Regions from separate parts of the Homo sapiens genome. Here region 1 is linked to region 2. Evidence: read pairs that join two places in POLR2A ChIA-PET (ENCODE). Cell type or tissue: MCF 10A. All regions are shown on one strand. Each heading gives the region's core, and the rest is flanking DNA. Links, peaks and the distances in the headings are about the cores only.

What was found. ChIA-PET counts read pairs that join two places held together with the same protein. Peaks named below come from ENCODE experiments on the same cell type or tissue, not always from the same donor. Only the 100,000 strongest peaks of a DNase experiment are listed, where the experiment ranks them.
Region 1: POLR2A ChIA-PET joins it to region 2 with 6 read pairs; 2 of 35 experiments call an interaction of 5 or more read pairs at or near these places.

Annotation. Positions count from the first base shown.
Region 1 is chr20:49,962,894-49,968,270 of GRCh38, reverse strand. No RefSeq gene overlaps it. Among named protein-coding and RNA genes, the nearest start is that of SNAI1, 17 kb to the left of the region's middle. RefSeq lists enhancers at 886-1,476, 1,477-2,068, 2,970-3,139. In MCF 10A, for the core only: a CTCF peak has its summit at 3,227 (motif pointing left); no DNase peak of the experiment used is centred there.
Region 2 is chr20:50,420,520-50,425,896 of GRCh38, reverse strand. No RefSeq gene overlaps it. Among named protein-coding and RNA genes, the nearest start is that of PTPN1, 87 kb to the left of the region's middle. In MCF 10A, for the core only: no CTCF peak of the experiment used is centred there; DNase peaks (open chromatin) are centred at 2,566 and 3,226.

The sequences.
Region 1 (5,377 bases), core at 297-5,296, 460 kb after region 2:
TATGCTCTGTCCCTACCAGGCAGCATCATGCAGCCATTTGAAACACCAGCACATTAACATGGAAAGATATTGACATACATCAGAGTGAAAAACACAACTTATAGATGGAAAGTAAAGCATTCACGCATTTCAGTTTCAATCAAAAATATAATGCCCCAGGCCGGGTGAGGTGGCTCACGCCTGTAATCCTAGCACTTTGGGAGGCCAAGGCGGGTGGATTGCCTGAGCTCAGGAGTCGAGACCAGCCAGGGCAACATGGTAAAACCCTGTCTCTACTAAAATACAAAAAAAATCAGCCTGGCATGGCGGCATGTGCCTGTAATCCCAGCTACTTGGGAGGCTGAGACAGGAGAATCACTTGACCCTGTGACCCTGACCCTGGGAGGCGGAGGTTACAGTGAGCCGAGATCGTGCCATTGAACTCCAGCCTGGGTGACAGAGCAAGACTCTGTCTCAAAAAAAAAAAAATATATATATATATATATATATACACACACACACACACACACACACACATATACACACATATATATATATGCACATATATACATATATATAAAACGACCCAAAGACATGTAAGAGTTTCACTGCTGATTGAAATAGTCATCCTGGTTGTCTCAGGGACGGGGGATAGGGGAGGCAGGGAGGGAAAGGGGGGCGGGGGGGTAGGAGTAGGAGTGGCTTCCATTTTCTTCTTTATATTTTTCTTCCCGGTTATTTTTTTTTTAACAAGGGGCATTATAATTTTTAACACTGTGCATTTTTGCATATTTACTTTATTATACCTTACCTGCGTGTTCATGTGTGTGTGTATATATATTTTTATATGCACGTACACTATTATTTTCTAAACCATATCAGAGTGGATTAGAGATGTCATGCCCCTTTACCCCTATACTCTTTACTGTATGTCTGCTAAGAACAAGGACATTCTATTATGTAACTCTGATATCATTATCAAAATCAGGAAATCTAACATGGATCAATTACTTATTCCTTATTCCATAGGCCATATTCAACTGGCCCAATAACATCCTTTATAGCAACCCCCACACCCTCAAAGATTCAATTCAGGATCATGCAGCATTGCAGTGTTGTCAGGCATCTGTAGTTTCTGATGTTGACATTTTGGAAGATTTGTGGACTGTCCCTCAATTGCATTTGCCTGGTGCTTCCTTATGATGACACTGAGCTTGTATGTTTTCCTGCCTGGAACCACAGAAGTGGTGCTGCCTCTTCAGTGCATCCCATTGAGTCATCTATGGTCTGTTCCATTATCTGTGATAGTAACTTTCATCGCTTAGTTAAGATGGGATTAGCTAGGTTTCGCCACTAGCAGTGATTCTACAAAGTCACTAATTTTCCCTTTCTAAATAATGTATGTGATCATCTGAGACCATGTAAATAGACTAGTTTTTTGTTTTGTTTTTTGAGACAGTGTATCACTCTGTTGCCCAGCCTGGGGTGCAGTGACGGGATCTTGGCTCACTGCAACCCTCCACCTCCTCAGCTCAAGAGATCCTCCCACCTCAGCCTCCTAGCTGGGATTACAAGTGTGTGCCACCAAGTCTGGCTTATTTTTTACATTTTTTTGTAGAGACGGGGTTTCACCATGTTGCCCAGGCTGGTCTCGAACTCCTGGGCTTAGGTGATCTTCCCACCTAGGCATCCCAAAGTGCTGGGATTACAGGTGTAAGCCACCACGCCCAGCCCTAGATGATTTTTATAATCAGAAAAGGTAATCATCACTTTAAATTCTTGTAACCTGTAAGGGCTGAGCTAGTCCACCGATTCTAATCACCGGGCGCCTCCACCCCACCCCTGTCACAATGTGTTTGCTGTAGCACTATCCGGTCTTTTTTTTTTTTTTTTTTTTTTGAGACGAGTCTCGCTCTGTCAGCCAGGCTGGAGTGCAGTGGCATGATCTTGGCTCACTGCACCCTCCACCTCCTGGGTTCAAGCGATTACTCCTGCCTCAGCCTCCAGAGTAGCTGGGACTACAGAAGCATGTCACCACGCCCAGCTAATTTTTGTATTTTTAATAGAGATGAGGTTTCACCATGTTGGCCAGGATGGCCTCGATCTCTTGACCTTGTGATCCAACTGCCTTAGCCTCTCAAAGTGCTGGGATTACAGGCATGATCCACCGCGCCCTGTCTTTCCGGTTTTACATTACATAAGGACTTTCGAAATCAGCCTACAGATAGATTTCACCCGAGGCTTTTTTAAAGATACAGATTCCCAGGCCCCACCAATTAGAATCTCTAAGGCAGGGACCTGAGAATAGATTTCTGTAGCGAGTGCCTTCCAGGTAATTCATCTCTTCAGGCCAAATTAGGGAATCACTTCACTTCATAGTAATGTTTAGTCATCAAACATTAACAGCTAGCCTGCTGGGGTGGGGTTGGGCCCTGGGAGGGCTTAGGAATGGAGGGGACAAACAATAGTGACATTGGTAGCTCGCATTGATTAAGCACTTACATTGTGCCATGCTCTGGATTATTTCACTAAATTCCCACAACTCTACGAGAAAGACACTTATTAGCCCCATTTACAGATAAGCACAGATTAGAATAACTTGTCCAAGGTCAAGCTAGTGAGTGATCAGCTGACCCCTAGATCAGCTAGTGAGTGTGGATGCTGGGAATAGGAGACTCCACACAGTCTGTGTGGGGGACTATACATCTAATCGCACCTCTGCACTGGAATATCAAGTCTCACTTCTTGTCCTGGGCAAATGACCTCAGCTTCTCTGGGCTCCATTCCCTCATCTGTAAAGGTAATGCTATTTAGTATCCCTCCACCAATGCTGGCTAAGATAATTCCATGAGATCCACTTTCCTGGAGAAACTGAATGCCTGGTTTTGATCACCTTTCAGGGCCTAAAGTGGGGAGGATTAAATCAAAATTATTGTCAGGAACCAGGAATGAAAATAATTACCATCATTGTTGCTATTCTTGTATTCATAGGGCCCAGCTGAGCCCTGCATGAGACATTCAGCAGAAGACACCGCAGAAAGCCAAGGAGTAACAAGGGAGGAATAAAGGGACCACATTGAGGACCTGAGCAGGTCAGACCCCACCTGGCAGTAGCCATCTTGCCTGCCCACCTGTCTTGCCTCCTCTGCCTTCCAAGTTCCAGTTTCATGTGCTTCCGATTTGAGGCCCTGCCTCCCCATGGTGATGGACAACAGGAAGCCAGAGCCAGGGGGTGACACTGCCCCCTTCAGGCTCTCCTTACCGCTGCACCAGACTCCTTCCAGGGTGGACAAGCTGCCATGGAAAGAAAGTAACCACTGGAAATTCTTTTTTAGTTCTATTTCAATTCTAGGAACATTTATTGAGTCTACCCGGGGTCAGGCATGGAGGCCGGTGGTGCATAAGACAGACACAGCCATTACCCTCAAGAGCTTAATTTCTTGTAATTGGACAAATAACTTAATGAGAAGGTGTGAGTTGCCTGGCACAGAGCAGATGTTCAGAACATTTGTTCTGCAAACATGTCGAGTAGGGTTGCTAGAGTTAACCAATAAAAATACAGAATGCTCAGTTAACTGTGAATTTCAGATAAACAGCAAATAATTTTTAGGATGAACATTCCTGGCATTTACTTCCTGGCCTGCTTGTGCAAATTATTCACACTCGTATGCAATATTTGGAAAATATTTATACTAAAAAAGTATTTGGCCAGGTGCGGTGGCTTGTGCCTATAATCCCAGTACTTTGGGAGGACAAGGCAGATCCCTTGAGCCCAGGAGGTAGAGGCTGCAGTGAGCTGTGATGGTGCCACTGCACTCCAGCCTGGGCAATGAAGCAAGACCCTATCTGAAAAAAAAAATTTTTAAAAAAGGCAAAGATGGGCCTGGGGCACCAAATATTCCAGAGGAAAGGGAACGTGTGTACTCCTTGAGGTGGGGAACATGACCCACTTGAGGTGCAGAAAGAAGACTTGTATGGGGCTGGGCGCGGTGGCTCACCCCTGTAATCCCAGCACTTTGGGAGGCCGAGGCAGGCGGATCACCTGAGGTCAGGATGTCGAGACCAGTCTGACCAGCCTGAGAAACCCTGTCTCTACTAAAAATACAAAATTAGCTGGGCATGGTGGCGCATGCCTGTAATCCCAGCTACTCGGGAGGTTGAGGGAGGAGAATTGCTTGAACCTGGGAGACAGACGTTGCGGTGAAGCAGGTTGGGTTGCGCCATTGCACTCCAGCCTGGGCAACAAGAGCGAAACTCTGTCTCAAAAAAAGAAAAAAAAAAAAAAAAAGAAGGCCCGTGTGGTTGGAGTAAAAAGAGTGCAGAAGTAGATGTGAAAATATCAACCTAAATAACAGAGAGAGAGGCTCTCTAAAAGAGAAAGGGTCCTCAGCCTCCTGAGTAGTTGGGACCACAGGGGTGCATCACCATGCCTGGCTAATTTTTTATAGAGGTGGAGTCTCGCTATATTGCCCAGGCTGGTTTAGAACTCCTGGCCTCAAGCTATCCCTCCTGCCTCCACCTCCCAAAGTGCTGGAATTACAGGTATGAGCCACTGCACCTGGCCATATACAGTATTTTAAGATAACAACCAGAATCATGACTGACACAGTCACACAAGAAACATCAGACTTTTATAAATTGAATATAATCTTTAGAATATTCACATTAATTGGCCGGGCGCGGTGGCTCACGCCTGTAATCCCAGCACTTTGGGAGGCCAAGGTGGGTGGATCACAAGGTCAGGAGTTCGAGACCAGCCTGGCCAACATAGGGAAACCCTGTCTCTACTAAAAAATACAAAAAATAAGCCAGGCTGGTCGTGGGTGCCTATAATCCCAGCTACTCAGGAGGTTGAGGCAGGAAAATCGCTTGAACCCGGGAGGCGGAGGTTGCAGTGAGCTGAGACTGTGCCATTGCACTCCAGCCCAGGCAATAGTGTGAGACTCTGTCTCAAATTAAAAAAAAAAAAAATTCACGGCCGGGCGCGGTGGCTCACGCCTGTAATCCCAGCACTTTGGGAGGCCGAGGCGGGTGTAGCATGAGGTCAGGAGATCGAGACCATCCTGGCTAACACGGTGAAACCCTGTCTCTACTAAACAAAATACAAAAAATTAGCTTGGCGTGGTGGCGGGCGCCTGTAGTCCTAGCTACTCTGGAGGCTGAGGCAGGAGAATGGTGTGAACCTGGGAGGTGGAGCTTGCAGTGAGCCGAGATCGTGCCACTGCACTCCAGCCTGGGCAACAGAGTGAGACTCCATCTCAAAAAAAAAAACAAACTCACATTAATAAAATATCCAGATAAATTTAACTTTAGAAGAGATTAACATAACCAAAATTATGACAGATAATATTAGGTATCTATGAATTTATATAATTTTTGAAATATTTATATCAATAAC
Region 2 (5,377 bases), core at 210-5,209:
CAGGGAATTTTTGACTGTATCAGTTTAGAAAGACTTGGATGCAAATAACAGAAGAATTATAATGACTAACAATTATATGGTGAGTATAACTTGCCAGGTAGAGTAATTAGCACTTCATTTACGCTAACTCATTGAATAACTTTACAACAACCCTATGTAGCGGATACTATCGTTCCCTCCATTCTCCATATAGGGAAACTGAGGCACAGAGCTAGTCAGTAACATAACTGGGCTGCCACAGTATAGAGCCAATTAGCTTCGGCTAATATAGAGCCAATTAGCAAATGGCTTCGGCCATAACGACATCCATCATTTACTTAAAACGAAGTTTGGCATTGTCAGCCCAGGAGTCCTCCAGCCTAGACCTTGGCCATGCTCACTGTCTTAAGATGGGGGCTGGGATCCTGTATCCCTTTTTCCCAATGGATGTGTCCAAAACAAAAAGGGAGGAACAGCGGCAGTAGTGCCAACTCCTTAGGGAGAGAAAGTCTCCCTGGAGCACTCATCCCCGCTGACTTCTTGTTGTACCTCATTGGCTAGAGTCAGGTCACATGCTCACCTTGGTCCAATCACTGGCAGCTTGGAATGGGTGTGGCATGCTTGACTAGACCAATCACATTCATCCCCTGGGGCCAGGCACTATGGCTGCCATTAACCAGGGTTCAGTTAGTGAGGAACAAGGGAATGGGTGTTGGGCAAGCAGCTGGTGTCATCTGCCCCAGCAGCTGACGTTTACTGAGCATGTACAGTGAGCCAGGCTCTGTCCTAAGCTCTTAATGTGTAATATCTCATCAGGTCCTCTTGTTATTTATTATTATTTAGAGACAGGGTCTTGCTGTGTTACCCAGGCTGGACTGCAGTGGTGTAATCCCAGCTCGCTGCAGCCTTAAACTCCTAGGCTCAAGCAATCCTCCTGCCTCAGCCTCCCCTGTAGCTAGGATTATAGGAATGAGCCACCACACCTGGCTAATTAAAAAAAAAAAAAAAAAATTTTTTTTTTTGTAGAGATGGGGAATCTCGCTATGTTGCCCAGGTTGGTCTCAAACTCCTGGCCTCAAAGGATCCTCCTACCTCAACCTCTCATGCTGTTATTAACCCTGTCTATGAGGAACAACCTGAAACCCAGAAAACTTAAATGACTTGCTCAATCAAGATCACTCACCCAGCAAGGTGACTAGTCTAGAGAGGGTTACCAGATAAAATACAGGATGCCCAGTTAAATTAGAATTTCAGATACACACAAAAAAAAATATTTTAGGAAGCTAAGCAGTGGTGTGAGGGCTCAGGCACACTTCGTCTGCATAATAAGCATGAAGGAGTATCTCTTGGTTCCGCAAAGAATTAGACATTCCCCCATTTTTCATGAAACTTGACCCCTTTTGGATTAGCACTTGTTTTCTTCTTTTTGAAAGAGATACAGTTACAGAGAAATACGTCCCTGCTCTCAGAAAACAACAGTGTATGCATTTTGATGAATGGCACCCGACATTCAGCCTCAGGACCAGGGAGGCAGCAGGGAGAGTTGGGGAGTGTGGGGGAACTGGTGTGTCCACTTCAAATACCCCTGTCCCCAGCTGACGGTTGCCAGGTGGGAATGTGGATTTAGCCCAGTGAAATCTTACAGTGTTTTAAGGGAGGTAGAAATCTGAATTTTTATGTGAAATCTCTTGATTTATGAACATTAGCTCAAATTTAATTAAAATGCCCTGTGGGCCAAAGGAAATCCGTCTGCTGGCTTGTGGGCAGCCGGGGGAAAGCCTCTGCTGATCGGCTCTGGAAGTGGAGGCTGCAACTGCCTCAAAAAGAGGAGCGGAGCAGAGGCTGGGCTGGAGGCAGCCTGGGGCCTGGAGTGTGCTTAGGGTTAGGAATTGCAGCCAGACCTGGGTTCCATTCTCCTCTCTGCCAGGTAACTGCTGTGTGATGGTAGATGGGTTGCACAGCTTCTCTGTTTTCCAAAGCATTTAGAGTAAGTAATTGTATCCATTCTCCTGTGAGGATTCTGCTGAAGGAGCTGACACAGTCGAGGCACCTGGCGTGTAGTGGGTGCCCAACAAACACGAATCCTCTCCCCTCCCCTCCCAGGGCTCACTTAGGAGTTGGGGATTTGAACACTGCTTTTCCAGCTCCCCTTCCCTCCCTCTCCTCACTCCCTCCTTGCTTTCTCCTCCACCTCTTCCTGCTTCCTTTCTTCTCATTTTCTCTCTTCTGTCATTAAACAGTGGGAAAAATTAGGACCAGGTGTTAGGAGACCTGGGACCGGGCCCTGGTGCTATTCCTGTCTTGGGGTGAGACTTGGGGAAAGGCTTTTCTCATGGGACCTTAGTTTCTTCCTCTGTGAAATGGGCAGTTCTGATTGGAGACACAGGTGCACTTCCTGGTGCCAGGGTCGTGTGATTCTGTGGGGCCTTGGGGGTCACGGGGGGAGATGGCAGCCTTGGTGGTGATGGGAGGGGGTGGCTGGGGTAGGAGGCATGAGTCAGAGTGTGCTCTCAGGGCTGAGGAGCAGGAGAACATCCCGGCACATAGCACCCAGTGATTAGCAAACCGCAGGAAGGCAGAAGGCCGAGTCATCAGCGAGCTTGTAAACACTGTCCAAGGAGAGCCAGGCCCTGCTTGTCTGGGATTGGCCACAGGCCCCTCCCAGGGATTTGGGGTCAAAGTTCTTCATAAATCATCCTCCCAGAACACGAGAGCCCCACCCTCCTTCCAGACTTTCATTTATTTATTTATTTATTTATTTATTTATTTATTTAGAGATGGAGTCTGTCTGTGTCGCCCAGGCTGGAGTGCAGTGGCGTGATCTCGGCTCACTGCAGCCTCCCCATCCTGGGTTCAAACAATTCTCCTGCCTCAGCCTCCCAAGTGTCTGGGATTATAGGCATGTGCCACCACACTTAGCTAATTTTTGTATTTTTAGTGGACACGAGGTTTCACCATGTTAGCCAGTCTGGCCTTGAACTCCTGATCTCAAGTGATTCGCCCACCTCGGCCTCCCAAAGTGCTGGGATTATAGGCGTGAGACCCCACGCCTGGCCCCTTCCAGGCTTTCTGTGATCTGACTTCTGCTCACCTCTCCAGGGCCATCTTGAGACACCTTCTCTCTCACCCTTCTCAACTCTTGCCAGGCCAGAGCCTGGTGAGTTTCTGGATATATGCAGCTCTCTTCCTGCCTCCAGCCCTTTGCACAAACTGTTCCCTCTACCTGGAATGTTCTCTCCGTCTCCAGACCACAAGACAAAGTGTCCTTATCATTCCAATTTCAGCTCAAACATCACCACCAGTGGGAAACCCCCTCCCATCCCCAGGTGAACTCAGGTCCTCTTGTGGCCCCATTTACCTTCCCTCCAAACCACTGGCAGCCATCTGGGAGCTGTATTTATAGGCTTTTGTGTTTGCTCAGTCTGTCTCTTCTTTTCCTGAGGGTGGGGACTGGAGGAGTCATTTCTGCTGCCGTAAGTCAGTACCTGGCACAGAGCAGGTCAGCAATGAATATTTATGAGAGGAATGAATTGGTGAGTGAATGAAGTGCTCAGAAGGGTTATGGCAAATCCTCCAGGAGCCAGGGGAGCTCGGCATTCTCTCCATTAGTGATAGCATATCAGCCCAACCCTCTAATATTGCCTCACTGTACTTAGAGGAGAAAAAAAAAATCCAGATTTTTCCCTTGGCCTTCCCGTTTCTCCCAGGATCTAACCTGCTGAACTCTCTGACCTCCTTTCCTACCAGCTGTGCCCGCCTCCCACTGCATCCCTGTCCCAGTTCCAGCCATGCTGGCCTTTCTGTTTCTTTACAATACCAGGCTTGTTTCTGCCTCAAGGCAGCTTGCTTTTCTGTTCCTCGTGTTTGGAATGCTTGTCCCTCAGGCCTTATTATCATTTATATCTCAGCTGTGCTGCCTCCTGAGGGAGGCATTTTCCCACCCTCATTGTCCAAGAGATTACCCTGTTTTGTTCTTTCCCAGGATACATCACTATCTAAAATTGTTTTGTTTATTTACAAATATTTGATTGGCTTTTAGCTGAGTTCATGGCTGTGCAGAATAAACACAGACCTTCCTAGCTTCCCTTGCAGCTAGGTGCAGCCATGTGCCTGAGCTCTGGCCAAGGGGTTGAAATTAGTAGTGTGACAGGTTTCTGGACTGTTTCCTAGAGATTTAGTTGATGCCTGCCTTTTACTCATCATCCTTCCTTCTCCATCCTGTCATTCTGGAAGGCAGACGTGAAGGCCGGTGCAGTGGCCTTCATCTTGGATCATGAGAAAGTGGGGCCCACACCTAGAGATGGCAGACTGGTGTCCAGGAAGAAGCTGAGATACTGAGAGCTTCATAGAGTTACCAAATCCATCCCAAACTGCCTACATCTGGACTTCATTCACATGAGAGGAAAAGAAACTCCTCTTTTATTTCTTAATTTTTTCCAAATTTGGTTTACTACATTTTATTATGACTACATTTGTATGTCCCCAGGCAGTACAATCTGATATAAAATGTCAGCTAGAATACACACTGGGTCTTTTAATTTTTAAAATTTATTTGTATTTTTATTTATTTATTACTTTTTTGTTTATTTATTTTATTATTATTTATTAATTTTTTGAGGTGGAGTCTCGCTTTGTCGCCCAGACTGGAGCACAATGGTGCGATTTTGGCTCACTGCAACCTCTGCGTCCTGGGTTCAAGTGATTCTCCTGCCTCAGCCTCCCAAGTAGCTGGGATTACAAGCACCCGCCACCACACCTGGCTAGTTTCTGTATTTTTAGTAGAGATGGGGTTTTGCCATGTTGGCCAGGCTGGCCTCAAACTCCTGGCCTCAGGTGATCTGCCCACCTCAGCCACCCAAAGTGCTGGGATTACAGGCGTGAGCCACCAGGCCCGGCTGGGTGTTTTGATTTTAAAATGTAGTCTATAGGGCTTTATCAACTCTGTCCAGAATTTTGGTTGGAGTTATTAGAGGAGACCTGGGCCAGAGAGAGGAGATCACTTGCTTGAGGCCACACAGCAGGGGAGGGGCAAAGCTGGGGTTTCACCCCAGGGCCCTAGATCCTAACCCCCCAGCCTCATTTTTCAGAAGTTTCCAGCTTGAGGTGTTGCTGGGCTTCCTCCAGGCTCAGCCCGGACATTGGGCAGTGTGATCTACACCTACTCTGCCTCTTAGGGCAGGAGAGTCTTTCTTATTTCTCTGGGACCCAGAGCAAGGTGGAAAATATGAGAGAGACCCCCAGCTATGGGATCCAACAAGGGTTGAGTCCCAGCTCTAGGCTCTGCCGCCGGCTGGCTGTGCACCTCAGGGAAGACCCCAACCCCTCTGAACCTCGGTTTCCTCATCTAATAATAGCCTCGAGCAGGTCAGTTGTCCTGTAGGTTCCCCGAGGTGCTGTG